2 separate regions of the Homo sapiens genome follow, and region 1 is linked to region 2. The links are chromatin loops, found by intact Hi-C in ENCODE. Cell type or tissue: Caco-2. All regions are shown on one strand. Each heading gives the region's core, and the rest is flanking DNA. Links, peaks and the distances in the headings are about the cores only. Region 1 has its middle 190 kb from the start of CENPF. Region 2 has its middle 83 kb from the start of CENPF.

Region 1 (4,405 bases), core at 170-4,169, 110 kb after region 2:
TTGCTGCCCCTATCCACCCATCACCTCGGTATTAAGCCCAGCATGCATTAGCTATTTTTCATAATACTCTCCCTCTCCCTACCCCACCCCCTACAGGGCCTAGGGTGTGTTTTTCCCCTCCCTGTGTCCATGTGTGCTCATTGTTTAGCTCCCACTTATAAGTGAGAACATGTGGTGTTCGGTTTTCTGTTCCTGCGTTAGTTTGCTGAGGATAATGGCTTCCAGCTTCATCCATGGCAAGACATAAGTTTCTAAACAGGGCTTTCCTCTAGAACCCAATGGGCCTCATCTAGAGGGGTTTGTTATGGTCTTGGTGCAATATGCTGATCTGCTTGAGACTCTTTGACTTCTCTGCACCTTTGGGTCATAAAGTTGATGGCAGAACTCCTGGCTCTACTGGTGGGCTCTGCTGTCTACCCAGTCAGAGAAGGTTTTCTTGCTGTTGGGCTTACTAAAGGTTAGGGGCTGTCAGGCCACTTGGTAAATGTGCCAGAGCATCCCTCAAACCTGACTTATTTTGCTTTCCACATTCAAAGAAATCGAGAATGTATTGTGTCTATTTTATTGGTGGAGGGAAAAACTTGTTCTTTACTTCAGAGGAATATCCAATACACCTGAAGCCACTGGAACTGTGACTTTTCTTCTTCACTGAGTTACCAGGCCTCTTTATTCTCATGGGATCTATCCCAAATTCTCTGGCATGCATTTCTCTTTTTCTAAGGCATCTAGAGTATGGCTACTTCCTGCTTTCCAGGTCCTGCCAGCATGAGATGATATCATTGAGGTAGTGAACCAGTATGAATGTAAGGTGGTCAATGTCAATGAATGTAAGGTGGTCAATAGTTGTGACATAGAGCAGAGAATTGATCTATGTAATTCTGGGGCAAGATTGTTAAGGTTTGCTGCTGTCTTGCCAAATGCCAGAAATTTACTTGCATTGTCTATATATCGGGATGCCAAAGAAGAACCTCCCAGATTAAGAACTGAATCCCAGGTGCCAGACCTAAATTGCTTTGCTCCTATAATGAAGACAACCTATAAAACAGGTGCCCTTGTTTGTAACCACTCAACTTTCTGTTTCTAAGACCTATCTATCTTCTGCACTGGCCAAAATGAAAGAGTTAAGTAGGTGATATGTCTGTTTACCATCGTTTATCTTTTAAATTTTTGATGATGATGTTAATCTCTGCAATTTCCCCCAGAGGAGTGTTTGGTTTTTAGTTTTTAAAGTCTTGAATTTACTGTTTTGGTAAGAAGGAGGAAGAACAGACTTCTACTTGGCCTTTTCTTCCATCTTCTCTTGTATCGCCTTGGGCTAGTGAGCCAATGCAGAGAGCCAGCCTTCTAATTCCTCAGGATACCCAATTCAACTATCGGTTCATGGTTGGGAGAAACAACTTCAGACTGTGTTAGGAAATTTACTGGAGTTACCATGTGTGAGCTCCATTTATTGTTTGCCCCATCAGATGTCTGTCTACCTGGTTTGAAACATTTTTCATTAAAAAATCAAATAGAGTCTCAGTAACCTGCGCGTATATTCTGTCCTAAAGACTTCCTGGTCCCTGCCAAAAAACTGAACCATTTTGATTTCTTGCCTTGGCTGTTATAAAAGCAACCCTACTTTGCTGCTGGAGATTAAGGCCTTTGCCAGAATCCTTCAGATCCAATTGAAATCAGAAAGCCCGTTTCAATACAGTATTGTGCAATAGAATACCTTGCTTATGCAGATCAGCCACTAAAGAACTTTTTGTACATATTGGCACTGCCCTGAAAGGATGTAGTGCAGAGAGTATCCTCTGGAGCACTTTGGGGCACATGGTCTGGGAGTGAGTGGGGATGGTCACATCATAAACATACTTCAGTCTTCTTATCTACTAAAGTCTCCAGAATCCATTCACTACATTACACTGAAGAATTTCTGGTATTTCATCTTTGCTTAGTGTAATCCAACACAGAGCCAAGATTTCTGTGAACCAGCAAGGACACTCTTAAAATCACTCTCAGCTATTTGAGAGGGACATCAAATCCAGAATTTATGCGAAGAGTTTCCTTAATGATCAATTTAGGCCTGATCTAAAGCAATATTTTAATACTTTAAAATACATTCTTGTATATATTCTATAGAGTTTTCTCAACATAGTAAGCGGTAACATTCTACAATGTTTTCAGTATGTAATCATTTGCTCTTGGGTTTGGCTTTTTTGTTGGCCCCTTGGGGCATGTTTGAATCTGACTGTAGTATTGGACTGGTGACAATGAGAGGTGTGTGTGTTTGTGCGTGTGCACTTCCATGCATATGTGCCTGACTGTACCCACATGTGTGCTAGGGATGGAACGTAATGAAAATTAGCTTCATCTTTATAGGTAACTCTCCAAGGCAAGGAAGCTATTTAAAAAATATATCCCCCATATGACTATCCACTTTGGGTTTGCAGATTGATATGTAAACTGCAGAGATAAAAAATAATGACCATTCAGAAAATGTTGCCAAATGGTTGAGGGCTGATTTCCCAAGGGATTCATTACCATAAAATCACTTTTCCAGACTAAGGGAGATTTCCCTGGATCAAAGGGGTTAGATTTGACTGGGTTAGAATCAGTCTTTTACCTTCTAAATCAAAATCAAGACCCACGTAATTCCACTGAGACCTTGCTTTGAATCTGATAGTCCTTATGATCAAAGATTTCCTTCTGCTTTGTATAGCCTTGGGTTTTTTTCCTTCGTTAAAGCATCTGATCTTCCCAAAGATCCGATGTATTTGTTTATCACAGATAATAGCGTATTAGACTTAAACAAGAACTTGATTTTCTATATGCTCTTGAGCGTACAGCCATATAACTGCAAATTTGAATTGACATGGAATTTAGTGAGCTTGTTTAAAAGTAGAATCAGAAGCTCTTGTATGTCATTTATTACGGTGCTTATTTTACATAAAAAATCAATTTGAACTGTATGAGTATAATAAATCTGACATATTTCTGTAGTAAAAAATATAACAGATGATTAAAAAATTCAGACACGAACACATCCTATAAATGTTTGACGAAATATAATTTATTTTGCCCAAATACCCATTTGTATGGAAATCTGTGGACATTTGCAAAAGAACCCACTTCTTTTGGCTCCTGCTGAGCTTCTGATGATGCCAAGTCATTTCTCTTACCCATGACCTTGGGCTGATACTACTTGGAAGAATGTTATTTACTTAAGAAAGAAAGAACAATATTAGCCACTTGAATTCAAAATTCTTCTATATTAAATTTTTCTTGTTTTTATGAAGACATCGTTAAAACAACTATAAAACACTGTGAAAAGAATGTTTCACCTCCAATTTTAACTCCTTGACAGAGTAGCTATTTTTATTTTCTCTTGTGTTTCTTTCATTTTTCAAACAATCAGGATATGCTTATGGCTTCTTGGGGAGCCCAAATTTCTTAGGCATTTACTAGGCTTTTCATCTGTTTGATTTCTTTTTAAAAATAGATTCATGGGGTACACAAGCAGGTTTGTTACATGAGTATATTGCGTAATGCTGAGGTTTGGGTTTCTAGTGAATGCATCACCAACTAGTGAAAGTAGTACCCCATTGATAGTTTTTTAGCCCTTGCTCCTCCCTGCCTTCCTCTCCTCTTTTGGAGTCTCCAGTGTGTATTATTTCCGTCTTTATGCCCATGTGTACTCATTGTTTAGCTCCCACTTATAAGTGAGAACATGTGGTATTTGATTACCTGTTTCTGAGTTACTTGATTTAGGATAATGACATCCAATTGTATCCACATTGTAGTGAAGGACATGATTTCATTCTTTTTATGTCTGTGTAGTATTCCATGGTGTCTATATACCCCATTTTCTTTATTCAGTCCACCATTATCAACACTTAAGTTGATTCTTTGACTTTGCCATTGTGAATAGCACTGTGATAAACATACAATTGCAGGGGTGTTTTTGATAAAGTGATTACTTTTCCTTCGGATAGATACCTAGTCATGAGATTGCTGGGTCAAATGATACTTCTGTTTTTAGTTATTTGAGAAATCTCCATGTCATTTTCCACAGGGGTTGAACTAATTTACATAGTCACTAACAGTGTATAAGCATTCCCTGTTCTCCAAATCCTCACCAATATCTGTTATTTTTTGATTTTTTAAAATAATAATCATTCTGGATGGTATGAGATGGTAACTCATTGTGGTTTAAATTTGCATTTCTCTGACCGTTAGTGACATTTAGCATGTTTTTCATGCATTTGTTGACCACTTGTGTGTCTTTTCTTTTTATCTCCACTGCTTGAATTAGCAGTGTGTGTCTTCTTTTGAGAAGTGTCTGTTCATATCCTTTGCCCACTTTTTAATGGAGTTACTTGTTTTTATCTTGTTGATTTATTCTAGTTCCTTATAGATTCTG
Region 2 (4,405 bases), core at 306-4,305:
CATGAATTCATTCACAGTAAGTTTAATAGAATTTACTAAGTGAAGGCACAGCTGAGTTACAGAAAGGAGAAAATGCAACGTTTATTAAGTGTCTTCTATGTGATACAAGAGCTGGGGGCTTTCTTGACAGTAATTCTGTGAAGTAATGGTTTGATCTCTATTTTGCAGATGATGGAACTGAAGCTCTTTGAGTTAATTAACTGAAAGCCATCCCTCTAGTCAAGGACAGACATGTTCCTTAATTCGGGCCTGTGCTTCTTTAAATCCCGCATTCTGCCCACTATATCATACTTGTGCATGTTGACAGGGAAAATAATTGGCTTTAACAATTTTTGAACGTTCTTCGAGTCAGAAAATTATTTGGAATACTGAAGAAAAGAAAAAACATGGGCATTGTGTTAGAGATCCACAATCTAATGGCCCACCCATTTTTCTAAATAAATTTCACTTTTTTGGAACAGTTTTAGACTTACAGAAAAATTGAGAAACTGGAACAAAGAATTCCCACATACCCTACGGCACAGCCAGTTTCGCCTATTGTTAACATCTTATATTAGCATGACACATTTGTTAAAGTTAATGAGCTACTCTTGATACATTTTTATTAACTAAAATCCATAGTTTTCCCAGATTTCCTTGGATTTTTACCTAACATCCCTTTTCTGCTCCGGCATCCCATCCAGGACACCATGTTACATTTAGTCATGATCGCTTCTTAGGCTCCTCTTGGCAGTGACAGTTTCTCAGACTTTCCTTGTTTTTGATGACTTTGACAGTTTGACAGTTTTGAGGATTGTTGGTCAGGCATTTTGTAGGACATCTCTTTACTGAAATTTACCTGATTTTTTTTTTCATGATTTGAATGGGTTAATAGATTTCTGGGAAGAAGATCACAGAGGTAAAGTGACATTTTCATCCCATGATACCAAGGGCACATACTATCAACATGACTCATGACTGTTGATATTGACATTGATCACCTGGCTAAGGTAGTGCTTGTTAGGTTTCTCCATTGTAAAGCTGCTTCCCCGGCCCCTTTCCGTAGCTTGCTCTTTGGAAGGAAGTCAGTATGTGCAGCCCACACTTAAGGAGTGGAGAATTTTGTTCTTGCTCCTCCAGGGTGAGGTATCTAAATAAATTATTTGGAATTCTTCCGCATGGGAGACTTTTCTCTCTCATTTATTAATGCGTTCAATTATTTATTTATATTATTGTGGAACGATGGGTATTTCTTTCATCCTTTAGATTTTAATCCAGTACCATTTTATTTTTTGCTTACATGATTCCAGCTTTGGACACTGGGAGCTCTTTCAGTTGGTCCCCGTGTCTCTTTAACAAACCCTTTATCCATGCCTTTTTTTTTCTTTGAGCACTTCCTTATTTTCTGGAACTTGTTTCTTGTTCCAGGCTCATCTTGTATATTTTCTGTACCTCTTATTGTAATTCTATAGTTTCATATATATATATATATACACACATACATATATATATACACATACACACACATATATATAAATAACAACAGAAAAAAAGAATTTGTGCTTTAGGAAAAGCATCATGATGTGGAATCTCCTCACCCGCTAGTTCTACTTTTAGAAACAGTTTAGTAAGTCAACTGCTCTTTAGGAGTTTCAGAGATGGAAAGAGTGACAGACTTTTAACTGTGCAGTGTCTGACTGACAACACTGAGTTTTTTCTTTGCCTATGGACATATTTTTTAATACTCATAAGAAGAAAAAAACATCGGCTTGCAGCTCTTTTGATTTCCTCTGAGGGTTCCCCCTCTCTTCCTCCTTCATTGGCTGAAGAAGCACAGATGAATGTGAATGCTTATTAAATAATCACTTGTTACAAATAGCTGATTAGGATTTGGGCTATGTCAACAATTGTTGCTTGCCAGGCTTTTGGCAGAGTTCTGATCACGTTAGGTTTTAGATAATCAATTTATTCTAATACAAACCATATTGGACGGTGGAGCTTTTATGCCTTTTTATTTCCTTTAAACAGCCTTCGGAAGCAAATGCTTATTATTTTGAAATGCAGCCAAATTCTGGTCACCACAGGAGTCCACTGTTAAGATGAAGCTCCTAACACATTAGATATTTTCTTGGCTTAGGCAGAAACACTTAAAACATTGGACAGAAAACTGATGTTTTTGATTTCCCTTCCTATCTTCAGATTATTGGAGTTTCATTAGAAAACTGATAGTAACCTTTTATTTGATGAAACTCTGTCTATAATTAAACCTTCCTCTTCCTGCTTTATTTTGCCTACAGTTTAGGTAAATAAAAGATGCCCAAGAATTCAGTATTCAAGTACAGTAAAAAGTAGCAACCATGGGGTAGGGACAAGTCCAGAAAAAGGGAGGAGGTGGGGGGGTTTTCTGGGAAGATGTCAAATAAAAATTGACAACCAGAATGCAGTGAATTAGAAGGGTGATTGTGCTGAGACGCTGAGCACTGAGCGTAGAAGTTGTTTAGGGCCCTCCATGGGACGGAGGTCTATAACAAAACCATGTTCTAAAGGTCACTTAAGGATAATGTCAACAAGACAAATATTTTGAGATTTATGGGGTAGTAGAAGAACGACAGGACTTCAGATAAGCACCTGTGGATAAGGGTCAGAGGCATCTAAAGTTTAAGCAAAGATGACAAACTGAAATACCTGCAAGGAGTAGAGGTGACTTACATGCAGAGATACTATTGATAACATCTAACAGCTGATGAGGCACCAACACTTCCCAATCAGAAACCGGGCCAATGGGTTCCCTGTGCCACTAGAATTTCTTCTTTATCTGCTGAATGTTAGGAGAGTCTGGAGGGTGCTCAGAGGTTGGGTCTGGAACAGTTGGCAAAGCAGAGGTACATTTGGAGAGATACATTTAGGTAAACAAAAGATACCCAAGAATTCAGTATTCAAATACAGTAAAAAGTGGCAATCATGGGGTAGGGAAAAGTCCAGAGAAAGGGAGGAGGCGGTGTTTCATTGTAGTACAATGCTGAATTACTGTATTAGTAGGGTTCTCTAGAGGGACAGAACTAATAGGATAGATGTATAATATATATGAAGCGGAATTTATTAAGGAATATTGACTCATACGATCACAAGGAGAAGTCCCACAATAGGCCATCTGCAAGATGAGGAGCAAGAAAGCCAGTCTGAGTCCCAAAACCTCAAAAGTAAGGAGGCTGACAATGCACCCTTCAGTCTGTGGCCGAACACCGGAGAGTCCCTTGCAAACCACTGGTGTAAGCCCAAGAGTCCAAAAGTTAAAGAACTTGGAGCCTGATGTTCGAGGGCAGAAAGCATTCAGCACGGGAGAAAGATGAAGACTGGAAGACTCAGCAAGTGGGCTTCTCTCACCTTCTGTCTGCTTTATTTTAGCAGTGCTGGAATTGATTAGGTGAGTCTGCCTCTTCCAGTCCACTGACTCAAATGTTAATCTCCTTTGGCAACACCCTCACAGACATATCCAGGAACAATACTTCGCATCCTTCGATCCAATCAAGTTGACACTTAATATGAACCGTCACATTTACCAACCATCTAAATTATTTCAATGTTTTAACAGCCTGTTTGGCTAAATAGATGTGTGCTAGAGAGCTATCACTTTCCACGTGGGTAAAGTGGGCTCTATGAGGAGACTATAGAGTGTGGTGCGGACTGTAGTAAGCTTGAGCAGCCTGCGCAGCCTGCACCCCTGAGTGCATTGGAACGGAGTCCAGTGGATTTGTATGTGCATTGGAAATATCCTTTTTTAAAATGACTCTTTTACCCTGTGCAGATGAAACAAAACACATATGCAGGATGGTCATGGGCATTTATCGTTACATGAGACTTCATACCCAGATTTCTATCTTAATAGCTAATGAATTTTAACACCAATGCTTCAAGTAAGAAACCTCAGGGTTTATTTTAACCTTTTCATTCATTTCTCTATTTCTTCATTTATTTATCCAACACTACTGAAGACTACTTCTTTTTCCTTACATTTCACATCATTTATTTTCTAATACCTTTATTGTTAGGCTATGCATCTCCATCTCCCAATTAACTCTCAGAACAGTACCTAGCCTTACTTTCCTGCACTTTGACATCATACAGTGATGCTTATTATTTTGCTTATTATTCTCAAAATTCATTTTTTTGTATTTCCATTTAATAATTATTGGACAACTTCCATGCACAAGGCACCATGCTAGGTGCTGGTATAAAAAAAATTATAAGACAGCTTCTTATAGCCATCGAGGAGCTTGCTGTCTAACTTGACTCAACTATCCATCGACAAAGTCTTATTGAGGTTCTGGCTGCCATCGTCTTATTTAATCCTTAGAGATGCTGATTGAATGGTCTTCTCTCTCTCTCTCTGTTTACCCTCTTTCCTCATGCTACCATAGTGATTTCC

What was found. Peaks named below come from ENCODE experiments on the same cell type or tissue, not always from the same donor. Only the 100,000 strongest peaks of a DNase experiment are listed, where the experiment ranks them.
Region 1: it touches region 2 in a loop (7-fold over the local background); 1 of 110 quality-filtered maps calls a loop at or near these places.

What each region holds. Positions count from the first base shown.
Region 1 is chr1:214,790,381-214,794,785 of GRCh38, forward strand. No RefSeq gene overlaps it. Among named protein-coding and RNA genes, the nearest start is that of CENPF, 190 kb to the left of the region's middle. In Caco-2, for the core only: no CTCF peak of the experiment used is centred there; a DNase peak (open chromatin) is centred at 1,811.
Region 2 is chr1:214,684,062-214,688,466 of GRCh38, forward strand. No RefSeq gene overlaps it. Among named protein-coding and RNA genes, the nearest start is that of CENPF, 83 kb to the left of the region's middle. RefSeq lists an enhancer at 1-173. In Caco-2, for the core only: no CTCF peak of the experiment used is centred there; a DNase peak (open chromatin) is centred at 2,720.